Linked DNA regions of Homo sapiens: region 1 is linked to region 2. Evidence: chromatin contacts called from ENCODE Hi-C data. All regions are on one chromosome and are shown on one strand. Each heading gives the region's core, a stretch centred on a gene start or an enhancer-like site at or near the end of the contact. The rest is flanking DNA. Distances are from core to core; before and after follow the strand shown. Region 1 holds the start of COMMD9 (COMM domain containing 9). Region 2 holds the start of HIPK3 (homeodomain interacting protein kinase 3).

Evidence for each region. A loop is a pair of places that touch in the nucleus more often than their neighbours do. Pooled maps may share reads with other maps.
Region 1: a loop to region 2 is called in a map of CD8-positive, alpha-beta T cell, with 5 times the contacts of the local background. The contact joins the promoter of COMMD9 here to the promoter of HIPK3 in region 2. A Hi-C loop is called at or near these places in 2 of 168 maps with a recorded cell type or tissue (CD8-positive, alpha-beta T cell and naive thymus-derived CD4-positive, alpha-beta T cell) and 5 of 50 pooled maps.

Annotation. Positions count from the first base shown.
Region 1 is chr11:36,287,848-36,291,665 of GRCh38, forward strand. COMMD9 (COMM domain containing 9) reads right to left here and starts at 1,577. Exons shown (of 6, transcript NM_014186.4): 1 at 1,515-1,577. The coding sequence starts at 1,565. RefSeq lists enhancers at 939-1,641, 1,478-1,727.
Region 2 is chr11:33,256,115-33,259,926 of GRCh38, forward strand. It overlaps HIPK3 (homeodomain interacting protein kinase 3), which reads left to right and starts at 1,267. Exons shown (of 17, transcript NM_005734.5): 1 at 1,267-1,775. RefSeq lists silencers at 1,022-1,351, 1,612-1,951, 2,022-2,221 and enhancers at 2,562-2,611, 2,652-2,741.

The DNA of each region.
Region 1 (3,818 bases), core at 327-2,826, 3.0 Mb after region 2:
TGGGGTACTGGTAACATTTCATTTTTTGACTTTGGTGGTGGTTACATTGGTGTGTAATAAATCATTTAACTGTAAATGTATGGTTTATGCACTTTTCTGTATGTATACTACACACTAATCTTTTAAAGTTTTTAAAAGAAAAGAGTGCATAAGACCAACAGGTATAGGGGCGGGGGTAGGTACAGAGCAGCCAAAATGAAGGTGAAAAGGCACTGGGTTGGGAGCTGAGAGCCCTAGATTGCCAGTCCCAGCTCTGTTACTTCATTTATTAATTCATTTAACAGCTATTTACTGAGCACGTGCTGTGTGCCAGGTATTATTGTTCTACTTATTGGGCATTAACACTTGTGAACAAAAGAGTAGATCCCCTTAGGAGTGGAGAATGCTAATGAACACTGAGAAGGCAATTAAAAAATAAATAAGTAAAACAAAACAGAGACTATTACATGGACCGATGATGATGATGTGCCATAAATTGAGGAGAGTAACTCAACCCTCTTCACCTGGTGTTTAAAAAAAAAAAAAAAGAGAGAGGAAGAAAGGAAAGGTCCCTGATGGATCTTACATTCTTATGAGACAGACGGACAACGGGCAAATAGCTAGCGACAAGTTCTACGAAGGAAAATAAAGCTGCCCTTTCTCCTACAGGGCAAATCATAAGTTAAATAATTCCGGCCAGGCGCGGTGGCTCACGCCTGTAATCCCAACACTTTGGAAGGCGGAGGCGAGTGGATCACGCGGTCAGGAGTTCAAGACCAGCCTGGCCAAGATGTTGAAACCCCGTCTCTACTAAAAATACATAAATTTGCCAGGCTTGGTGGCGGGCGCCTGTAATCCCAGCTACTCGGAAGGCTGAGGCATAGAATTGCTTGAACTCGGGGGGCGGAGGTTGCAGTGAGCCGAGATTGCGCCACTGCTCTCCAGCCTGGACAACAGAGCTAGACTCCGTCTCAAATAATAATAATACTTCATTTGAGCTTTACAAAGCCCTATGAAGTAGGTCCCTTTCAACCTCACAACTTTTCAAATGATTATCAGGAGTATGTCCTGCCCCTTTCGCAGGTCAAAGAGAGTAGGGAAAATCTGGACCTCAAGGGAACATTGAACGCACAGGTCATTCGGAGGGCTGGGCAGACGCAGTAGGAGATAATTTCTTAATTGTGCAATGCAGGAGGGGCTACGGGATGAAATGGGGAACTGACAACGTGGGTCTAGCAATTACCACTTCAATGCACCAATACCGAAAACCAATCCCAAAGACTAATAGCAGGAGGTTGTACTGCGCCTTCATGCCCATTATTTTATTTTTTTTTATCTTACGTTCCTGTCAAAACGATATTTTGTTCTTACTTTTTAAAAGCTCAGAAAGACGCAACGATTTGCCTGGGATCACACAGAGAACAAGCAGCAGAGTTGTGGCTCCAAACCAGGGTCAATTTGTTCCCAATTCCTGCTCCGTCTAAAGTCTCGGAGACAAAGGGCCACCTCACGCTGTCCCCACCCCTTCGACTTACCTTGAGCAGGCTCTGGAGTGCTGCAAAATGCTCCGCTGTCAGGGCAGCCATCTTGCCGAAGTCACATGACCGTGGCACCCAGGGAAGCGAGGTCACGTGGCTGTCGCTGTTGTCGCGGGGCCTGCCGGGGGCTGTAGTCCTTCAGAGTGGGGGAAGGCGTTTCGGTTGTGGTGCTGCGGCAGTGAGCGCGGATCAAGACGGACGCGGCGGCTGGATGACTAAACCCCGAGACTCTAGAACCAAAGGACTAGGGGGACCAGGGCGGAGGATGGTTTACTCGGGGAGGAAATTGGCTTGACTTGTCTACTTACCAAGTCAGGGAAACAGGTTTTCCCTTGACCCATGTGGGTGGGCTGGCGCACTTGGGGAATGCACCTGCAAGCTTGGCAGGCGCCTTGGAAACGTAGTTGTTCAGGAGTGATCGGCGTACCAGTGTTTGGAATGAAAATGAGGCTGTGCATATCGGGCTTCTTGGAATTGACACACACACATGCACACATCCTGTCTTGAATGTAAAATTACTTCTGCGTATATAGTTTTTCAGCCTATGTAGTAGGTTGGAGCTGGTATTATTAGTATTATCCAGATTGGGAAATAATCATTTAGGGTTTTTAGTAACTTTCCCATAGTCATAGAGAAGATCTGATTACAAGAGCAGGTGAGGAAGTGTTTGGGAGAGGGGACAAGAGAGGAATGGAATGAAAGCTACTACCTAGCTAGGTTCTTGTTATACGGGGGTGAGATGGGGGAGGAGGTTAATGGAAATGATTTAGTTCATTTATTCAAAAAGGTAATTATAATGAATATAATTGTAAAGAGTGATTTTGCACTGGCAGTACTGGACTCTGATTTGCCCTGTTCTCAGAGACCGTACATCAAAACAGACATTTCCTTTATCTACCTTTAGTATTTGGGTGGCTCTTTTCTTTTCCTACCCTCCACTTTTTTTTAAGCAAATTCCAGCTCAAAAAATGGGTTCTGATATATTCGAGCTTAAGAAAGAATGCCCATTTGTGAAATTCCAGAAATTGGTAAGCTGCTAAGGACATTTGTTCCTTTGTCTCCTCTCCTCCCCCTTCCCCTTCCCCGACTCCATTTTCTGTGGGGATGTTGTCAAGGCCCAGGAAACCAAAAATCAAATTGTCTAAGGAGGAACCCATTCCTGGATTAGAAGATTTTAGAACCATTTTGTCACAGGGTCCTGATTCTAGCTCTCTTTCTTGGCCTCTCTTTTCCATGAACCCTCATGGCCTGATTCCTGGTTTCTGTTATAACTCAATGTAGGTTCTAGGTTTAACTCCTGCCTGTATCTATAGGGCTGGGCCCATTGTCTTGGGTTAATTGAATATTTGTTAAATAAACAACCACCCAAAAAAGTGATTAGACTAAGATGAAATTTTGTGACTTATTTGAGGATATTGCCTTGGTATTTGCAGGATTGTGCCTTCTTGTCTTACTTTAGAGTAATGAGGAGTGTGGTCACCAGCCTTCAAGATGGCCCTCAATGATCCCAGCCTCCTGGTGTTCACAACCTAGTGTAGACACCTCCCACCATGTACCAGGATTGGTATGCATGACCAATAGCAAATGGTGGGTGTGAATGGCATATCACTTCTGAGATTAGGTTATACAAGACTGCACCAAAAAACTAACAAAAAGACTGAAGTTCCTGTCTCCTGGCTTGGGTGCTCTCTCATGTGCCCTGCTCTCTTTCACTTGAATCCTTTGCTCTGGGGAAAGCAAACTGCCATGTTGTAAACAGTCCTACAGAGAGGCCTAGGTGACAAGGAACTGAAGCATCTGGCCAACAACTTCATTACTGACCTGAGAAGCAGATTGTCTAGGCCCAGTAGAGCCTTAAGAAGGCAGGAGTCTTGGCCAACAGCTTAACTGCAACCTCATGAGAGATTCTGAGCCAGCACCACCCAGCGAAGCCACGCCTGGATTTCTGGCCTTCAAACACTATTAAGATTATCAATGTTTGTTGTTTTAAGCTATGAAGCTTTGAAGTAATTTGTTATACAGCAATAGTAACTAATGCATGGTGGCAGCAAAGCATAGGGGTTTTAGAATTCAACCTGAGTTGGAATCCTAATTCTACACATTATTAACTTTTCCGTGTACAAATTCTTGAACTTCTCTGGGCCTCAGTTTCCACCTCTGTAAAATGGTGTTCATCACACCCATCTAGTTCAGAGAGCAGAGCTGAGCGACAGGAGCTGCTTCAGTGGGAGGATTCCCAGCTCTCCTTACTCTCGCGGGCTGGTATGATATGAATGGCACCATGTCATCCCATTTTGGTAG
Region 2 (3,812 bases), core at 17-2,516:
TCCCAAAGTGCTGGGATTACATGTGCGAGCCACCGCGCCCGGCCTCCTTTGTCTCTTAAAGGCATTATCCAAAATACTCATCTTCCGGTTTGAAGAGCAGCAGGGATTAAATGTGTATTATGTATGCAGCAATTTGCCACTCCCTTTGCCCTGCCCCAGTTACTGCAATAGAAAATTTCTGGGAATAAATACATCTCTGGTAAATTCAATCTTGCTAGTGAAGATTATGAAGGAAACAAAGAAAGGACACTTCCATTCCAGAAAGGTGTTTGTTTCCCAAAAGGTTAGACATTGATTCAGAACAAAGGGAACCTGAGGAAACGGGTATAAAAGAAAATCAACTCTGAATGTGAGGTATTAGAAAGCCATTTGTTTCCTAGGGAAAAGGAGGAAAGATGGGGTGGGAGACATGGGCTTTACTGTATAACCTTGGTCATGTCACCTAAACTTCTTGGAACTCCTGAGTGTAAGAGTTGGGACCAAGGATCGCAAAGCTTCTTTCATTCCTAAAATTCTATGGTTCCACGATTATGTAAGCTGAAACAGGCCATTCTGTTGATTTCCTAATCTCCAGGAGGAAAGAAACTAGTCTTTGGGAGTTAAACCGACTAATTTAACGGAGAATTACCAATGTGGAGGTGGGCGAACTTCACAATTATGGGGTTTTGGACAGTAGAGATGCTCTTAAAATTTCCAAGAGGACCCTTCCCCCGTCCTTGAACCTGGCTTTACAATTCTCTTCACTCTTTGGGATAGGGGAGCGGGTAGAACCTAGTTTAGATTGAGGTCGTTCATTTGAGCATTTCCCCTTTACTTATTTTGGGACCTTTAACGACCAAATGCCGAGAAACAGATCCTTAATTACGGTTCCGGGATCTCGAAAGGCCTGTAAAATCCTGCTTCCGCATCTTCATCCTTTCTTCGGGTATTGGGATCTTTTTTAAAAATGTGTATTTCTGGCGGAGGGGGCATGGAGTGAGGTTCAGAACAGCAGAGCCGGGCTGACGGATGCTTCTTTCGCGGGAGGCTTGGCTTGCGGGACTCCGGGTTGGGGCCGCACGGGCTGGCAGGCGGGCTCCGGGCAACAAGGGCGCGGCTGCGGACTGGCGGGCGGACCCCGGGGAGGGGCTTCACGGAGGCGCCGCGGCCGGAGCGGAGCGGAGCCGCCCGGGCTGGGCGCGCAGCGCTGCCGGGCGGGCGGTGGCGCTGCGGAGGCGGTGGCCGAGGCCGACGAGCGCGGAGGAGGGGCCCGAGGCTGGGGCGGCTGGTGGCAGCTGCCTCAGTGACGACTGCCGGCATCGCGGCGACCTGAGGAGATCAAGCCGCAGGCCCCGCCGTCGCCACCACTCCCGCCAGTCTTCCTTCTCCGCTCCCGGCCGGGGCGTCAGGAATGGGCCCCAATCGCCGTGGGCCCCGCACCCTGCGTCGCCCGTAGGCCCCAGTAGCCGGAGGCCGACCGGCCTCCCACTACCCCTCGCCCTAGCCAAGCCGTCCCCACCCCAAATCCCCGGGAAGGAAGATGAGGGAGACGGGCCCGGCGCTTAGCAGCCAGAGCAGCAGCAGCAGCAGCAGCGGTCGGGGGAGGGTGTTTCGCCGTTTCCTCTCAGCCGCCAGGACAAGATGGCAGCGGCCGCGGAGAGGGGCTGAGCCCGGGCTGGGTGGTGCCGCCTGCTGAAGCGCCTGGCTCCCGGTCCCCGGCACGGCCCTGCGCCCCACCCCGGACATGCTCAGGGCTGCGGCCGCCCGAAGAGGAGAGAGCGCGGGCCTCTAGGAAGGTAAGGGAGTCGAGCGAGGGGCGCCGCCACCCCGGGGTGGGGGGATCGGCTCCGTCTGCGGGCTCCGCGGCCAGCGGACCCCAAGCCTGACCCGGGCCTGGCCCGACACCTCCGGCGCAGCCCGCACTCATTGCGCGTCCCGTGCCCCATCCGCATCCCCAGCGCTCTCGTGCTCCCAGTTTCCGCCCTAGCCCCTGCAGTGTGGCCCGGTATGAGCCGCTCCCTCGAAGCCGGCGCCACGCCAGGCCCTGGGCCGCCGGACGCGGGGGCCGTAGCCTCCGGGAAGCCGCGCCTGGCCGGGGCCCGGGGGCCTCGGCCCCCCCTCCCCCTGCCAAGGTTGCGCAACGGCTCTTCCCAGCAACCGAAGTTTTGTTTAGTCCCACGGGGAGCCTCTCTTCCCCCTCCGCAGTCCTAGGCCGTAACTACGGAGATCCCTTTCCTTTCATTAAGGGGAACAAACAAACGCGCAGGCACGCAGCTTGAGCACCCCAGCCGATGGCCGCGTCCCGGGCTTTGTGGCCCCGTCCCCAGCGTCGCGGAGCAGCGGGTTTGCAGGGTGTCAACTCTGGGGACGTGCGTGCGTGTGTGTGATTGTTGGGGAGGAGAAATGTGATCCGCGGCTCCGCGTCCCCAGCGGCGGCGGGAGGAAGGCGTGGCGGCCGCGCGGCGGGGCTGTTGCCGGCTTCTCTCGTTACGGTGGCTGCCGCCCGCTTCCCTTCGCCGCACTGGGAGAACTGGCGGAAAGACTTTGGATGAAAATGTCTGTTTCTCTGTCGGGAGGGAGACGGCTGTTGTAAAATGGTATGTGGCTCTCGGGGAATCCTGTTGTTCCCGTCTCATCTCTGCTTGAGGAATTGCGCTGAAGAGTGTGTGCGTAAATTACCTTGGACTTGTTACAGAGTAGTCGTAACACGTTCAGGCCTTGAACCGTGTTTTCACAACCTCTTACTGCCCTGTTAGGGAATTTGTTTTTCCACCTGTCAGTTGGCTGCTTCTAATTATAATAAGGGGCTTCTATTAGCAACAGCAAAAAATTTCAGTTTATCGTCCAGTTTAGAGGGAAAGCGCATGGTTGGCTCTATTGTAAACTTTGTTTTGATGTCTGTCTGGTACAGGGCCGGAAAAGTTAGCTGGCAAACCAGTCTGCGTGTGCTTTTGCGTACTTTCTAGTAGTTTGGAGATCTGCTGACACTTTTTCCCTTTTTGCTATTTTAGGTATTTGCTTTTAGCTGTAGCTTCTGAAGTGGGAGTACTTATATTCATTCAAACCATCTCAGTTAATTTCAAAGTTTTAGTTGCTGGGCTCTTTAAAATTTTTAAAGAGGTTTCCTTTCTGATCAAATTTTTGATGAAAAGTCTTGAGCCGTAACGGTGGTTACTGCTTACCCAACTAAGACATTTTAATCCTATATTATTTAATTTTTCAGAAGCTGGTGAAGTCTCACCATATGTTTGATAAGTCTAGATTCTGCTTATGTTTGCAAGTGCAGTGCTAATTTTATACAATGAGCAATGATAAGGTTTAGATAGGTCATGATTAAACTTAGTATTTTAAGTAAACAAAATATGACTGACCTTTTGTAAAAAAAGTTTTCATAGTTTTATTGATTATCTTATGCTTTCGTGCCACTTATCAGTAATTGCAATTTTACCAGCCAGATACAGTTATTTAGTTTTAAGTCAATGAAATATTTCTTGGTGTATTTATGGCTGCATTCATAAAGTGTAGAGGACTTTTATTTCTGAACTATAATGCTTAACCTGTTTGAGATTTTTCTTTTTTGAAATTTACTTATTTAAAATTTATGTTAAGGCAGAGATGTGTTGAAATATTTGTGATGTTTGGGCATGTCTTTTTTTTTTTGTACTTATGGAAAAATTTGTTCCTTAATCCCCCCCTCTGCCTCCCGCCCCCCGCCCCAAGGGGATCTCTTTTCTAAGAAAAAAGTATTTGTGGAGAACCTTAGATTAAAACTGTTGTAAAAAAGTAAGATGAGTTTGAAATCTAGAACAGAACTGGCCATTAAATGTTTCAAC